2 separate regions of the Homo sapiens genome follow, and region 2 is linked to region 1. The links are chromatin loops, found by intact Hi-C in ENCODE. Cell type or tissue: Calu3. All regions are shown on one strand.

What was found. Peaks named below come from ENCODE experiments on the same cell type or tissue, not always from the same donor. Only the 100,000 strongest peaks of a DNase experiment are listed, where the experiment ranks them.
Region 2: it touches region 1 in a loop (8-fold over the local background); 11 of 110 quality-filtered maps call a loop at or near these places.

Annotation. Positions count from the first base shown.
Region 1 is chr10:71,609,791-71,617,790 of GRCh38, forward strand. It overlaps CDH23 (cadherin related 23), which reads left to right. Exons shown (of 70, transcript NM_022124.6): 10 at 5,714-5,826; 11 at 7,415-7,603. Among named protein-coding and RNA genes, the nearest start is that of CDH23-AS1, 100 kb to the left of the region's middle. RefSeq lists an enhancer at 2,502-3,016. In Calu3, no CTCF peak of the experiment used is centred here; a DNase peak (open chromatin) is centred at 3,821.
Region 2 is chr10:71,482,005-71,490,004 of GRCh38, forward strand. The region is part of intron 3 of CDH23 (cadherin related 23); the gene reads left to right. Among named protein-coding and RNA genes, the nearest start is that of CDH23-AS1, 26 kb to the right of the region's middle. RefSeq lists enhancers at 4,395-4,895, 4,896-5,396. In Calu3, a CTCF peak has its summit at 4,692 (motif pointing right); a DNase peak (open chromatin) is centred at 4,687.

The DNA.
Region 1 (8,000 bases):
ACAGCTCTTGTCTCTTGCCTTACCTTCCCCCACCAGTCCCCATGGTAGGCCACCTCCCCAGCTACCTGGAAGACATCGCAACATGGACATTCTGCTGCTATGTAAAACTCTACCATGGAGGAATTTATCTAGAACTTTCCAGAATGTGTAAGGACTCCCCCGTGTGTGTGTGTGTGTGTGTGTGTGTGTGTGTGTGTGTGTGTGTGAGAGAGACAGAGAGACGAGAGAGAGAGAGACGGAGTCTCACTCTATCACCCAGGCTGGAGTTCAGTGGCATGATCTTGGCTCACTGCAACCTCCGTCTCCCAGGTTCAAACAATTCTCCTGCTCAGCCTCCCGAGTAGCTGGAATTATAGGCACCTGCCAGCATGCCCGGCTAATTTTTATATTTTTAATAGAGATAAGGTTCACTGTGTTGGCCATGCTGGTCTTGAAATGCTGACCTCAAGTAATCTGTCCACCTCGGCCTCCCAATGTGCTGGGATTACAGGCATGAGCCACTGTGCCCAGCCCTAGGACTCCCTCTTGAGGAAGAAGCCACTTTGTTGACACTCCACTCTATGAAGGATGATGATCTCTTATTTGCCTCATCCTATTTCCTTGCCCCATAGCACAGGGCCAGGTGCAGAATGTGCACAAATGTGTGGAAGGCGAATGCTTGCAGGGAGAGAAAAAGAAATGTAAATCTAAGTCCAAGCTGGCCACTTGCTAGCCATGTGACCTTAGGCAAGTTATTGAGCATCTCTGAGCCTGCTTTCTCACACAGAAGATGGGATATCTTCTTATAAGGTGGTTGCAACGAATAGGTGATGTGATTGTGCAAACAGCTTAGCTCAGTGCCTGGTACATGGTAAGTGTTTGATAAGTAGTGGCTGCTACTTTTTAATAAATAGGAGAATGAAGGCTGCAATCCCCACCCCCCGACCCCTGCCCAGCAGCCTTTCACACATGATTCATTCCTCCCAGCCTCTCTCTTGCAAATCTGAAAAGGTCTTGATTCCTGGAGCTCCTAGAGGAGGTGGCTGCCCCCAGGAAAACCAGCAGGGCCAGTAATGACCTGCTTTTTTCTTTTGTGATCAATTTGAATCACCAGTTCCCAGAATCCTTACGGTGGTAAAAGTGCAGCCACCACCCCACCCCAAAACCCCTCCCCTACCAGATACTCCCCGACCCTGGAACTCAGGACAGCACCTGTCCACCCAGGGGAAGCAGCTGCCCTTCTGCTCAGCAGAAGTGGGGCTGAACAGATGAAAGGCTTCCCTGGTGAGCGCCCCCAGCCCCCCAGCCCCCCATGGGAATTGGATGAAGAATGTCTGGGAGACCAGAAGGCCGACACGGAGGTATCAGTTTCCAGGAGAGCAGAGAAACTTGCATGTGTGGCTGCCAAGCCCACAGCGCCTGTGGAGGGGAGGACGTGGAAGTGAGGGAAGAAGTGAAGGGAGCGAGGCAGGGATGTGGAGTTCCCCTCCGCACCCACCATCCTGAATGAGGGGGGAGCAGAGGTCAGAGCTCTGGGTTCAGGGCCCTGTGTGTGGGCCTGAGGGTTTTGTTCTCAGCCTCAGTTCAGGGCAGCCTGTAAACACTAGCTCTCTGTGGCGAGGCTCTCCTGGCAAAAGTGTGGGGTTGGCTCAGTGTCACTGCTGGGAAAACAGCTGTAGGCACAGGCTGCTGGGGTGGTGGGGAGAGACCATGGTGGTACCATCTTGGTAAAGCACAGGCAGCCAACATTTGTTGGGAGTTTCCTGTGTCCCCAGCACTATATTAACTTATTTAATCCTTAAAGTGACAGCCTGGGGTGGGTTCTATTATTGCCCCCCTTTTACAGACCAAGCAACTGAGGCCCACATATAAGTCACTTGATCAAGTTCACACAGCCAGTAAGTAGCAGACCCATGATTTGAACCCGTGCTGTCTGCCTCCAGAGGGTGTAATCTTAACCATTTCTTTTCCGAATTGCTTTTCTTCAGGGGCCTTAGCTCAGCGAGTACTTACACTTTCAATTGTGTGGTTTTATCATGAATGTCTGTCTTCACAGACAATTCATATGAGACTGAAGGCATCAACCTTGCCTGCTTTTCTTTACCGATTCTCCAACACCTTGCGCATAGTAGGTGCTCAATATGAACTTGAAGGAATGAGTGAATTAAAAAAACCAATGAATCTTTGAATGAGACGTGCCCTTGGCCTTTCCAGCTTTGGAGGCAGGGCTCATCTCCTGCCCCTACCCAAGCCTAGCAGCATCCCAGAGAGTACCAGTGTTGCTATGGTGACAGTAAGAACATCTTACCGAGCATCTCACTGAGTCAGTCCTCTCTCAGGTGGCCTTGTCGGCTCCCTAGGTATAGCTCTTTCTGGCTGTTGGTCTGGGGAGTTAATCACTCGTGCTTGGCAGGAGGTGGGAAGGTGTACTCCATGCAAACAGATGTGTGAAAAAGAAGTGTGTGTGTGTGTGTGTGTGTGTATGTATGTGTGTCTTGAGTTTGGTTGAATGTGGACTGTGTGGGGGGTACTTGCCTGCAGGTTTGTTGGAGAAGGTTGCCTAGGTCGGGGCATGGGGTGTCTTATGTGCTGGGGACAGATGCCGGGTTTGGAGTGGGCAGTGTGTACGTGAACGGGGCATAGGAGCTGAGTGAAGAAATACAAGTGAGTGTTCCAGGGTTGAAAACCCTGTTTTTCAAACCAAAAATGAAAGCACGTCATTCAACAAGGGGCTTCAGGTTTGTGAATGATTTATAAGAAAAATCTCACAAAGATAAAAATTGAATCACATTTAGCTAAACATTTGATAGGCTCCTTTATTTAAAAAAGTAAATTTATATGAAAATCTGGAATGCTGGGATGCTGTCTGTGGGGGGGCTGGGGAGGGGACCCCTGCCTGTGAGTGTGTTGGGGCAGGAGTGGGAGGCCGGAGGCTCTGAGGTCTTGCCTCAGGGCAGCCCTTCAGCTGAGCCTTAGGGGCTCAGAGGACCTCAGCCCCTACAGGGCCCTGCACTGCCTCTGCTTCACCCAGCCTCAGCACTGATCACCCTGTACGTTGAGTGCTGTGGCCCCCATTAAAATGTATCGCCATTTGTTTTTGAGACAGTCTTGCTCTGTCGCCCAGGCTGGAGTGCAGTGGTGTGATCTCGGCTCACTGCAACCTCCGCCTCCCAGCTTCAAGCGATTCTCATGCCTCAGCCTCCTGAGTAGCTGGAATTACAGGCATGCGCCACCACACCCAGCTGTTTTTTGTATTTTTAGTAGAGATGGGGTTTTGCCATGTTGGCCAGGCTGGTCTTGAACTCCTGACTTCAAGTGATCTGCCCATCTCCGCCTCCCAAAGTGCTGGGATTACAGGCATGAGCCACCGCGCCCAGCCTGTATGCTCATTAGAGAAGCACAATAACTGTTTGTTGAATGAATGAACAGATGAAAACACACATCTCGTTTCTCTAGCAGCAAAATTCCCAGCTAAAGAAACTCCCTTCTATCATACATTTATATGCCTCCTTGCAATCCTGTCCCCCCAACTCCCCACTATGCAAACGCAGCCATACAAAACCCAGCAGGAAGTGACCTAGGAGTCTCCATGGCTGGGAAAGGAAGCCTTAGGCAAGGGGATAGCTACAGTGACACCCCCTCCTGGGCTGGCCCCATGTTAGAGATTCCGAAGGCATAGACTGATAGACTGAGTTCTAAACAGGCCCCACTGTCTGCAGCTTCTGCCTGGCCTTGCCCAGCCCATACAGTGGACTGGGAGGACAGGTGAGAGTGGCCACTAGCCACTAACTTGGGTAGAAGTAAGCTGCCTTGCTGACCAGCACAGGCAGGTGACTCAGCATGGGTTGGCTGAGAATAGCTTCTGTCCCAAAGTCTAAAGTTAGAAGAGGAAATTGCCCCACCCTTGACTTTTTCCCTAGTTAATCCAAGAGAGGCTATGAGCCTCTGCTACATGCAGATCCCTTTAGAGTTGGGGAAGGGGAAGACCTGGGAGCTACAGCCACTTCCACGGTGATTCTGGTGTTCACCTGCGTGTGTTGAAGGCTTGGGTATTAATTCTCTAACGTGGAATCGGTGTCCATCCATCCTCTTCCTCAGTCCTGCCCATTCTCCAGGAACCACCTCAAACAATAACGACAACACTACTGAGTCCTTATTTTGTGCCGGGGATGGTCCCAAAGTAATATATCTATACTTTCACACTTATTTAATTCTCATAACCCTGTGGGGCAGATGCCATTATTATCTGTATTTTACAAGTGAGGAACCAGAGCACAGAGGGTTTAGGTAAGTTGCCCAAGGTCACACAGCCAGTCAGTGGTCCAGGGAATTAATGACCCCTCCTCTATGGAGCTTTCCTTCTTTGAGCTTTCCCATCTGTAAACAGCCCCTCCCTGCTGTGAACTCAGAGATGCCGATTCTGGTGGGTACCAGAGATCACTTACCAGGCTGCAAAGTGCTTTGGTGTCAGAATTCCTGGCACGCTGACATCTGCATGCCCAACAATGCCCAGCTCAGGGCCTGCTATAGGAAAGCCTACCCCAGAGATTGCTGGGTGGGTGAATGAATGGGAGTGAGTGAGTATGTGAATGAACCAACAAACTGGTTTGTGAAGAAGACAGCAGAGTGGAATTGGGATTTTCCCAGGTGAATTCACATGTGGGAAGGGCATATAGGCAAGGTGGGGGCCCATGCAGGACTGGCCCAGGTGAGGAACATGCCTGCCACTGTGTGCCCAGCGTTGGCCAGGTACCTTAAGGGACAGTCATGAAAGGTCTCCATCTTCAGAGGGCCGGGAAGGGAGATCCAATGAACACCCAATAATCAACTGGGGAACAGTTAGTTACAAAACAGTGGCTACTGCCTGTGGGGACCAGAAAGGGCCAGCTAGAGAAGTCAGGACTGCCTTTCTGGAGGAGGAGAAGAGGCTGGCACTGAGCTGGGCAGAGGATGAGGACAAGAGAGAATGACAGACACTAAAAGATGAGGAGGCAGGAAAGAGCATAGTGATCTGGAGAAACCCAAGGACGCCAGTGTGAGTTTCTGTGGAGAGAAAGCAGAAATTGAAGGTGGCAGAGGGAGAGGGGTGGGTTTACAGAGACATCGGTTTGAGGCAAGTGTGGCTCATAGATAATTTTTGCCAGTACTTTAATACATATCTTAAATTTTAATAAGTACTTAACATAGTACTTTTTTAAAATTATGTCTTTAATTTACATTTTTTGTAAAAGGAAACTTTACATCACGGTCATAAATAAAAAATTAGAATAGAATATACTAGACTAGACTAGACTAGAATAGAATGTCACCATAAAAATAAGCACAAGAGAAACAAAACCAGGTTATTGCATCCTGGCTGGCGTCCACTCCCTTTGGAAGGCTCTGAGCCTGAAGCCTGCTCTCTCTTTGTTAAAAAAGAAATCAAGCGAGTCTAGAGAAGTGTTAAAGCATAGTAGCACCAAACCAAGACTTTCTCCCTGGCTGGGTCACAGAGACCAGAAGGAGATTGGAAAGGCCATGCTGTTCTCCTTCTGGGACCCGTTGCTGTCTGCCGGCTGCTCCATGGACTCCAGGGCTCTTTCTATTACTCTTGAACCAGCATTCATTTCAAGTAACTGATGAGTCTTTAATGCCCAGAGAGGAGCCCTGGCCCCAGCTCCATGCCCCCCTGCCCCCAGCTCCATGCCCCCCTGCCCTGTGCCTGGTCACACCTGAATGCTTCTCTCTCTTGCAGGGAATACCAACAGCATCTTTGCCCTGGACTACATCAGCGGAGTGCTGACCTTGAATGGCCTGCTGGACCGGGAGAACCCCCTGTACAGCCATGGCTTCATCCTGACTGTGAAGGTGAGACCTGGGTGGGCACCTTCACCCCAGGTAGAGGAGATGCCCCTACTCGGATGCCAACCTCCAGCAGTGTCCGAGGGCTCCTGCCCCCGGTGGTGGCGCCGGAAGCACTTCGCTTCCGTGCTCTCACCCTGCACTGCCTCCCGGGGCTGTGCCCAGGGCCCCATCAGGAAGGCACCCACGTTATGAAGTTGTAGGTGTGCTGGGCCTGCCGCATCCATCATCAACAACCACACGGGTTGGAACTTTTATCCCCTCTCAGCGGGAGGCACACAGTAGGTGCTCATCCTGTGGTCCTTCCTTACTGTTGTCCCAGGATTCCAAGTTCTCTGTTGCAGCCACCTGGAATTCTGGAATTTGCCCCATTTCTGGGGTTCTGTCCCACTTCCAAGTGCCATGACTTCCTGTTAAGAAACAGCAATGCAGCAGGGAGCAATGCAACAGCAATGTGCTGGGGTCTCCACCCCAGGATGTGAGGCAGAGCTACAGTCCCGCACCCGCTGCAGCCGCCTGCCACTCACGGTCGGTTTCAATTCAAATCAGTGACTTGCAGAGCCATTCCCTGAGAAACCCGTTTAGGGGTATGGATCCTGTCTGAGCCACGGGGGGTCTTCCCAGCCCAGGCCATCAGCCGTTGATTGAGAGAAACGGGTGGCCCAAAGACTGAGGCCAGGGGCTCTGGGAAGGAGGCCCTTCCAGCGCCATGGGGAGGATGGTGCAGCCCAGCCTGGCCCTTAATTGCTGTCCTTGACCTTGGGAGGCCCTGCTGTTCAGGTGTGGGTTAGCCATGGGAGGGCGTGCTCCCACCACCATCCTTCCCTCCTGTCTGCTCTCCTGCCATGGAAGTGAGGTGGTCAGCTCTACCAGAGAGAGCTGCCCCCTGGTCCCAGCACCCCACTGCGGGACTTGAACTCAGTTTTTCTGTCTTTATATAAAATGTGAGGGTGTGTTCTCACACTTGGCTGTGAACCCGAATCCCCTGGAAAGCTATTGAAAGGTATCTGTTCCTGTGTCTCTCACCCAGAGAGATTCAGATTCAGAAGGCTGACTCAGAACTGGGAATGGGCACTTTTGGGCCCATGGCTCTGGCCCAGAGACTGGACACCCAGGTATCTGAATCAGTCCATCTGTGCTGACCCTCAGAGTCGAGCACAGGGTTCAGCCCATAGCAGATGCTCAGTTAAGTCTTGATTAACCACCAGCACAAACATTCTTGGCCTCAGTTTCACAATCTGCCAAAGAGAATGAAGACTTCCCTCTTGTCCCTCGATGAACCCCCAGATCTGTCTTGTCCTCCCTACCCCATCTCATCCATCTGCTGTCAGTCCTAGGATCCTACTACCTGAGCTTAAAATCTACCCTGGCTGTGAATCCTTATACAAGTTACTTAGTCTCTCTGAACCTCAGTTTCCTTATCACTAAAATGGGGATACTAATGATAAAATCCTCCTCCTGGAGTTGTGGTGAGGATTAGATGGGATCATTCACATTGAGGCACAGTGGCTGGTGCTGAGAAAGTCTTTGGTAAGCAAGAGCTGTTGCTGTGATTAGCTGCCTTCACTCCGGGGTGACTGATCTCTGTCCATAGGGCACGGAGCTGAACGATGACCGCACCCCATCTGACGCTACAGTCACCACGACCTTCAATATCCTGGTTATTGACATCAATGACAATGCCCCGGAGTTCAACAGCTCCGAGTACAGCGTGGCCATCACTGAGCTGGCACAGGTCGGCTTTGCCCTTCCACTCTTCATCCAGGTGGTGGACAAGGATGAGGTGAGTCCCTGGACACATGGCCCATGCAGACCCACCACCCATCCAGACCCACCACCCTGCCTGGGCTGTTCAGGTCCTCAGCTATAAAATAGAAACAAACATTGCGGCACCCCACTCCTGGTAGGTTCTGAGGATAAATAAGGCTGAAAAAAAAATCACTAGTCTCTACTTTTGGATTATCCCCTACACCCTGCAAAAAACATGTAAGCACATGTTTCCATATGTGTGGTTATTATTTAGAAGTTACATACATGATCATCATACTAATCTAGTAGGGATATTGTAAAGCATGTACAAAAATAGCAATTTTAAAAGGTAGAAATAAGGCCAGGTGCAGTGGCTCACATCTGTAATCCCAGCCCTTTGGGAGGCCGGCAGATCAAGAGGTTAGAAGTTT
Region 2 (8,000 bases), 130 kb before region 1:
CTCTTCCCACCCTCCCCGTCCAGAGCATCAGGAGCCTGACTGAGGCCCTTCGCAATGAGGGCCTGGCCAAGTCCCTGGTGGCGGTCCCCATTCTGTGATTCGCCATCCCCATGACCATAGCGGGCTTCCAGGTATGAGGCCCACTGCCAAAGCCTTCCCCCACCTTCCTTCCTCCTTTCTGCCTTCCCTCTCTTTCTTCCTTGCTCCCTTCGTCACTTTCTTCCTCCCTCCTTTTCTCCCTCTGTCTCTTTCCCTCCCCTTCTCTCCTTTCTCCCTTTGCATTTCTTTATTCCCTCTAGTATTGAACTTCCAAAGTAGAGTTCCCTGTCATAAAGGACCTCAGGTCCCAGAATCCCTTGCAGGTCTACCCCTCCCCACCTACCTGGACCCCTGCCCCAACAAAGATACCTCTCTATCTTCTTCTTCTTAGCATAGGACTGCTTTAAAGTTGATGCCAGAAGTTTCTTGACCCTTGGGAAGCCTCCTGTTCTCTAGGCCATAGTGGACACCTGAGGTTGGGGGGACAGGCCCCATAGGAATGGGAGAGGCTGCCTCCTCCACCCCATTGGTGGGGGTGTGCCAGTGCTCAGGACCACCTGTGGGGGCACTGGACTGCTGGGCAGGTGGAGGGGTTAGGGGTATCATCAATGCTGCTGGGCTGGTTTGTTTCAGATCTCTTGCCTCCAAAAAGACCTGGGGGCACTTAGCAGGAAAAGCCGAGTGCGAATGGAGACACAGGAGGATAAAATATTGTGGCTCATCCGGAGGAAGCAGAGGGATTAGGTGGTGTCAGGTGCCCGAGTTGAGCGGATTACAACATTTGGGGCATTGCATTTGGCCCTAAGTTTTCTGACAGTTAAATCCAAGAGGGAGCCATCCTGAAGTGTTTCCAGGCAACAGAAAGCGTGCCCATTAATCTGTAGAGCAGTTTTTCTCTGTGGAAGTAAATCTCCAGCAGGAATTGATCATGTGGGTCTTGGTACAAAGGACATTGAGAGGTGCAGTCAACAGCATCTTCAGCTGCAGTTTTGCAGAAGATACAAAAATGCTGTTCAGTGGCCCGTCCTGGCGGATGGAGGCAGGGGTCTAACATTAAATCACAACTCAGCTGGGGCCTGGGTGCCAGTAAGGCTGGGGCTGGGGGCTTTGCCTTCTGGGAAGCTCCCTGGATGCCAGGCTGTCCTTAGGACTTGGTGACCCACCCCAGCATAACTGTGCATTCACTCTCACCCTTCCAGGGGTGACGTTCAACATGCTCACTTACCTATCCAGCATGGGACACCCAAGCCCACAAGAGGCTGGTGGGGAGGGTTGAACTTTTTGGGGAGCAGGCCCAGGCAGCGGGGTGGGAGTGCCTAGGACAGCAGCTCTTTATCAATCTGCAGATGGTGTTGGACATTTTAACAACCAGTGTGGCTATTCTGGTGATTCCCAGCTGGGTCTCAACCCCGCCCCTCATCTTGCTCCTCACTTTGCCAGTCTCTCTGCCCTGTTCCCAGCCTCCCTCAAGAACCCAGGCGAGCACCATCTCTCTTCTTCCACTCTGGCACTTTCCCCCACTAGCTCCCACGTGCAAGTGCGTCTTAATCACTGCAGTCATGGGATGAGGGAGAAGCTCCTCACCCTTTCCTGGGCCTTCGCCGTCCTAAGGGCTGGTCCCTGGGCTCAGCCTTTTAGGTGCATCAGCTGATTTAATCCTCCTAGTGGCCTGTGTGGTGGATGCAATCCTACACCCATTTTTCAGGTGGGGAACTGAGGCATAGAGAGTTTAAGTGCCAGTCCTGGGACTAGGTAATGCAAAAATCACTGTTTTGGTGTACATGCTCACACACATTTCCTGTGTTTCTGTGTTCACTCTCCCCCCACACACATGTTCACTCTCCCCCCACACACATGTGCCTGTGCACACACACATGCCCCCTCACATGCACATTTTTACATCCTTGCTGCGGAGCCTTCAAAGGAGGTGCTGGGTCTTGTCCTCCAGCCCGAGCGCACCTGTGGAAATCATGGTTCTGGGATCCTCCCACCATTCCACACCTCCCACGGCCACAGCGTGCAGCTGTGGTCCCAGGGCCTGTATCTGGATGTGGGGGGTGAGGGCTTGAGGCATGGTGGCCCCATTACTCACAGGTGGGAGGACGCGAGAACAGTCGAGCCGCTCTTAAATATCTCTCCACGTCGTCCTCATTAATAACTGTAATGCCAGCATCATTTGCTCTTAAATAGCTTCATTTATCAACAAGCAATTTGCCGTGGCGAGGTGGTAGGGACGCAGATAAGCAGACAGGGCCAAAGTGCTTGCAAGACACCTGCCAAGTACCGTCCTCTCTCTTCCTCCATCTCCCAGGGGAGCAGGAGAAAGAGGAGGCAGCGGCAGGAAACTTAACAGGAGGTGTTCCTCCAACCCAGAGAGGGGCCGCAGGATCACCTTTTTCCAGACTCAGAGGAGCTGGGCAGCACAGGACAGGCTGGCTGCTGGGGAGGCTGGCACTCCCTGGGCCCCGGCGTTTGTGTGGCACTCAGGGAATGCTCTGACAGCTCTTTCAGCCGCGTGCAGGACTGAGAGTCAGGAGGTCAGAGCCCGGCCCTGCTCTGCCATCTCCTGGTGGTGACCTTGGGGGTGCCTTTGGACCACCCACTGTGTCATTTGTAAACATTATCAGCAATGCTGGGCATCCTCTATCTTGTTTCTGATCTCAAAAGGACTGTGTCTAAAGTTTTTTTCATTAAGTGCAATGCCTGCTGTAGGTTTTTGGTATATACATTCTGTTGAGTTAAGGATGTTCCCTTCTATTCCTAGTTTGCTGGGGTTTTATTACAAATAGGTGTTGACTTTCTCCTATGCATTGATGTCTGTAAAATGGGGACTTGAATGAGCAACTTACATACAAGTTCATGTACACACTAAAGGGCTGTGTCATTTAGGAGTGTATTGGCTGCAAGTTACAGAAAATTGGCTGGCAGTGGTGTCCACAAATAGGGGTGTGTGTTTTTCTTTCTTTTCGTTTCTTTTTTCTTTTTTTTTTTTTTTTTTTGTGGGACGGAGTCTTGCTCTGTCACCCAGGCTGGAGGGCAGTGGTGCGATCTCGGCTTACGGCAACCTCCGCCTCCCAGGTTCAAGTGATTCTCCTGCCTCAGCCTCCTGAGTAGCTGGGACTACAGGTATGTGCCACCATGCCCGGCTAATTTTTGTATTTTTAGTAGAGACGGGGTTTCACCGTGTTAGCCAGCATGGTCTCAATCTCCTGACCTCGTGATCCACCTGCCTCGGCTTCCCAAAGTGCTGGGATCACAGGAGTGAGCCACTGCGCCTGGCTGGGTGTGTGTTTTTCTTATAAAAAGTGGTCTGAAAGTTGGTGGTTGCAGAGTTGGTTGGCTCAGGGAATGAATGACACCATTAGAGACCTCAGCTTTTTCTGTCTTTGGCCATCCGTCCTGCATTGACCTTTTGTGCTCAGGCTGCCATGTCTGCGACATTCCAGGCAGGTGCAAGGGAGGAGGAGCTGAAAGCTCTTTGTTTGAGAGGATATTCCCACCTGCTCCCAAGCCAACTTCCCCTTCCATCTCATTGGCCAGAGTCAGCCAGGGCAGGTGAGGCTGTTTGACTGCCCCAGCCCAGCAATGATTCATGCCCCGAGGCAGGAGATGGTCCTACCTCCACTGGCTGTCTGAACAGATTGGGGCTGTGTGGGCAGAGAAGCAGTGTGGGGTGGGATGGGCGTGGTTGCCAGGTAGGCACATCTGCCATTGTGGGTGGTCATGCTGGAGTCCCTTACTCCAGATGGGTGTCATCCTGCCCTCAGGGTGCTCCAATTCTATGACAAAGCCACATTTGAACAGGAGGTTGTCCAGGCGTCTCAGTCTGAGATGCTCATGCCCAGCTGGCACTTGAGAAGCCACAGAGAAGTCTGACTTATCTTCCTGGGGGACTAATTTTATTTGCAAATGGATGGAGAAAGAAAAATTTTATATTAAAAGAAGCATCAATATATTTGGAGTAGAAGACAGAGTTTATGTAGATTTTCAGGTCAGACCCACTTGACCCTAAGCTCCTGGAGCCACGCCTGTCCTGTCATTATGTAGATGTCAGTGACAACTTATTGAATGGATAAATGGGAGAATTAAGCTGCGAAGACATTATTAAACACAAGACTCTGAATCAATTTCATCTTTGGGGTCTGCCTCTTTGGGGTCCTTATTTCCAGAGGTACTAGTCCCTGTCTCCTCTGCATCTAGGGATGTTTTGATGTGAATTACTGAATGAACAGGTTATTTGGTGGAGACTCTAGGCACTCTGGGATTACAGAGGAAAGGGAGGCAGAAGAATGAATGTGTGACCATCAGGGAAGGCTTCCTGGAGGGGGTGGGCCTTGAACTGGGAAAGATGGGATGAGAGGAGGGGAGCAGCCTGGTGCTTTTGTAGCACAGGCCAGCCTAGAGTGGGGGCAGGAGGCGGGGATTATGAGGGGACACATGACAGGGGCTCGAGGGGACACATGACAGGGGCTCAGCTGCAAGTAATGTGGCATAAGGTGACATCACTGTCTACCAGGGTTTCCCCAAATATCATCTTACACCAGACCTCCAGCAGAGTAGGACAGGTATCATAGTCCTCATTTTCTAGATGGGAAACGGAGGCTCAGGCCATAGCCACAGTTGCATGGTCAGTAGGGGGCGCAGCTGGACCTGACCTGGTGTGTCAAACTCCAGCGCTGTACTCTTGGGCTACTCTTCATTGTCCTAGGCCAGGGTCTCTAGAGACAGACTGAGCTGGAAATTGCTGTGCAGGAGGCTTACGGGGGTGTGCAGGAGTGAGGGAGCAGGACTGGGCAGAGGGAGAAGTGGAGCTGCAATGCAGCTGCTGGAAAGGCCTCAGCCGACCCTCTGGGGAGCCCTGGGGAGGGGCTGATCCCTGCTGAGCAAGAGAGCCAGGCCTTGGTACCTTCCCACCAATCACTCATTGGGCACAGACTGCCCACTGGGAGGGACACAACCCTGGGCCAGGCATATGCTCTGTACCCCTTCCCCTGTTGGCCTCCCCCACCTCCCCAAGGTGCATCTAGAACCAGCTGTTTCCCCTGCCTGGAATGGCCTTCTCTGCTCTCTCACCTCTCACCTCCAACTCATCCTCCAGGTCCAAGTTCACACGTCATTTCCTTTATCTCTAAAATCTACTGTCAGAGATATAGCAAAGTGCAAGACAGTAGACTACTACGTGTGTAAAAAAGAGAAATAAAGTGTATATAAATATATATGAGTGTGTATATGTGTATACAGATGACCCTTGAGCAATGTGGGGGTTAGGGGTGCTGACCACCACACAGTCAGAAATCCTCATATAACTTTTGACTCCCTGAGAACTTAGCCCAAGCCGTTCAGACCCGTGTTGTTCAAGGGTCAGCTGTACATGCACATACATACTTGCTTACATGGACGTGACATAAGCGTGTCTCTAGAAAGAGACATAAGAAACTGCAAACAGCGGTTCTTGCAAAGGGCTGGATGGGTAGGAGGCTCTGTGTTCCTTTTGAATTTTGAATTATGTAAATTAATGGCATAATAAAATTTAAATGAATCAAATAATTATTAAAAACACAAGTTTAAAAAGAATCGTTAAATCATTTGGTGGGGTGGGGCCTAACTGCTCACTTTTCTCCGTATGGCCCTTATCACCATGGTAATGAAATAATTCATGGTGTGGTTATTTATTTAGAGTTTGTTTCCACCCCCTGGTTGTAAGTGGTCTTGCCCACCATGGGAACCCCATGCCTAGACACCCTGGTGAGCCTTGGAGGATAACCAGTCATCATCCTCAGGCCAGCTACTATTCTCACCTCTCTCCTTCTCCCACCCCATGCATAAAAACAGCCTACTTCCTTCTCATTTTTTGCTTATTAATGCTCTTTATGACCACTTATGCATCCAGCCTAGAGGCCCTTGCATAATATATCCACCCTGTGCGTACACCATCATTGCATACATAATATGGCAACATCTGCACTCCTCAGGCCTTGGCCCCTGCCCCTCTCTGTACCTTTCTGGGAACCTCAGCTATTGTCCACTAGGTACCAACTCTGTGCCCTTCAAGGGGCCAGGCCCTGGGTCATAGTCAGGCCTGCAGGAGAGTGGGAGATGGACCATCAACAGTTGTTTTGTGTGGCTGAATCTGCCAGTGAGCACAGGCAGCATGGAGGGAAAGTCAGGAGGTGCCTGGGTGGAAGTGTGGAGGAAAGGCATTTACTAAGAGAAAGGAGGTAAAAGGTTTTCCAGACAGAGGAACTTTGGCCTGGCACCTTCTCCTGAGTACAAGATGCCGTAAATTTGGGTACAGCTCCTAGAGAAAAAGATGGGAATCTTTCTGCGCAGGAGTGAGGGCTACCTGCCAATCTTGGACCTGAGTCACTGAGATTGGCAGCAGAACCTTTTCTAGTGCTGCCCTGGCCACTTTAACACCCCTTTTCCTGGTCCATCTGACTTGTCAATCATTTCATCCCTCCAAACCGATAGTATACCCATGATCCATCTGCTGCATTCTGTTCCCAGCCTTGATTTGTTTGACCCACTCAGAGTTTCTTTAAACATCTGATTGTTAAGACTTAAACATTGAAATGTTTCTTGCAAACATGAATTTCCAGTTTTTGTTGATTGCACCTGGCAACAATCAGTGGGAACTGAGAAAGCTCCCTGCCTTAAACGGGACATATGTGCCCTGCAACTCACTACATTGTTCACCTGAACTTCTTTCTTCATCTTTTTTTCCTACTTATCCCTAGTGGCATTGACTAATTAAATAGCCTGAACATGTCTGTATCATTCTTGTTCTTAAAAGATATTTTTGCTTAATATGGAATTCTAGGTTGCCATTTACTTTCAGTACTTTGAAGTACCTTTCAGTACTTTCAGTCTATTGACTTTGGGATCCACTGTGATCATTGAGAAATCACCTGTAAGTTTAAATGTTGGTACCTTGAAGGTAGTCTGTTTTTCTTCTTTGGTTGCCTTTAAAATACTCTGTTTTTCTTTGGTATTCTGAAGTTTTACTATGACCTATCTGGGTTTGAATTTCTATTTATTTATCCTGCTGGATTTCATTTGTCTTCTTTAATCTATGGAGTTTTTGATTAATTCTGGAACGTTCTCAGCCATTATCTCTTCAAATATTGCATCTGCTCCATTCTTTGCTTCTGGAATCTCAGTTAAATGTAAGTTAGATCATTTATTGTATCCTCCATTCTTCTTAGCCTTTCTGTTGTATTTTCCATCTCTAACCCCTCTGTGTGGCGTTCTGGGTAATTTCTTCAATTTTACCTTTCAATTCACTAATTCTCTTTCCAGCTATGTCTAATCCTCTACAAAGCTAATGTGTTTGAAATTCAAATGATCATATTTTGATTCCTAAGGGCTCTATTTGACCCTTTAAAAATTTTCCTTGGTCTTTACTGGTATTTGCAAGCCTCTCTTTCCATTATTGAAACACAGTAAACATGTTTTACATTCTATGCCTGATAATTGTAATATCTGAACTATTTGAGGGCCTGATTATGCCATCTATTTTTTTCTTTAGGTTTTCATTCACAGTGCCTCGGGGTGTGTGTGTGTGTGTGTGTGTGTGTGTGTGTGTGTGTGTGAATTTTGACTGTGAGCTACTCATTTGGTTGGTTGAGAGAGTGATTCTTTGAGACCTGAGATAAAGGTCAGAGTTCCTCCAGAGGGAATTTGTATTTGTTTTTCTTAAGCACTTAAGCTCACTACTTGTCTGGGACTACTTTAAATTAAATTCTTCACTTAAGGATTTTAGATACCCAGGCCGTGTGAATTTGGGCTGCAAATGCAGATGTGGGCCATTAGGGTTACAAATCCTTAAGAGTCACGTTCCCCTCTCTATTCAGCACCACGATTTCAGAGAGTTCATTTTCTTTTCTTTCTTTTTTTTAAAGACTGGCTTGTGTGGGGGTATGAATTTATTTCTAGTCACTCTGACAATAAGGGGGAGGTTC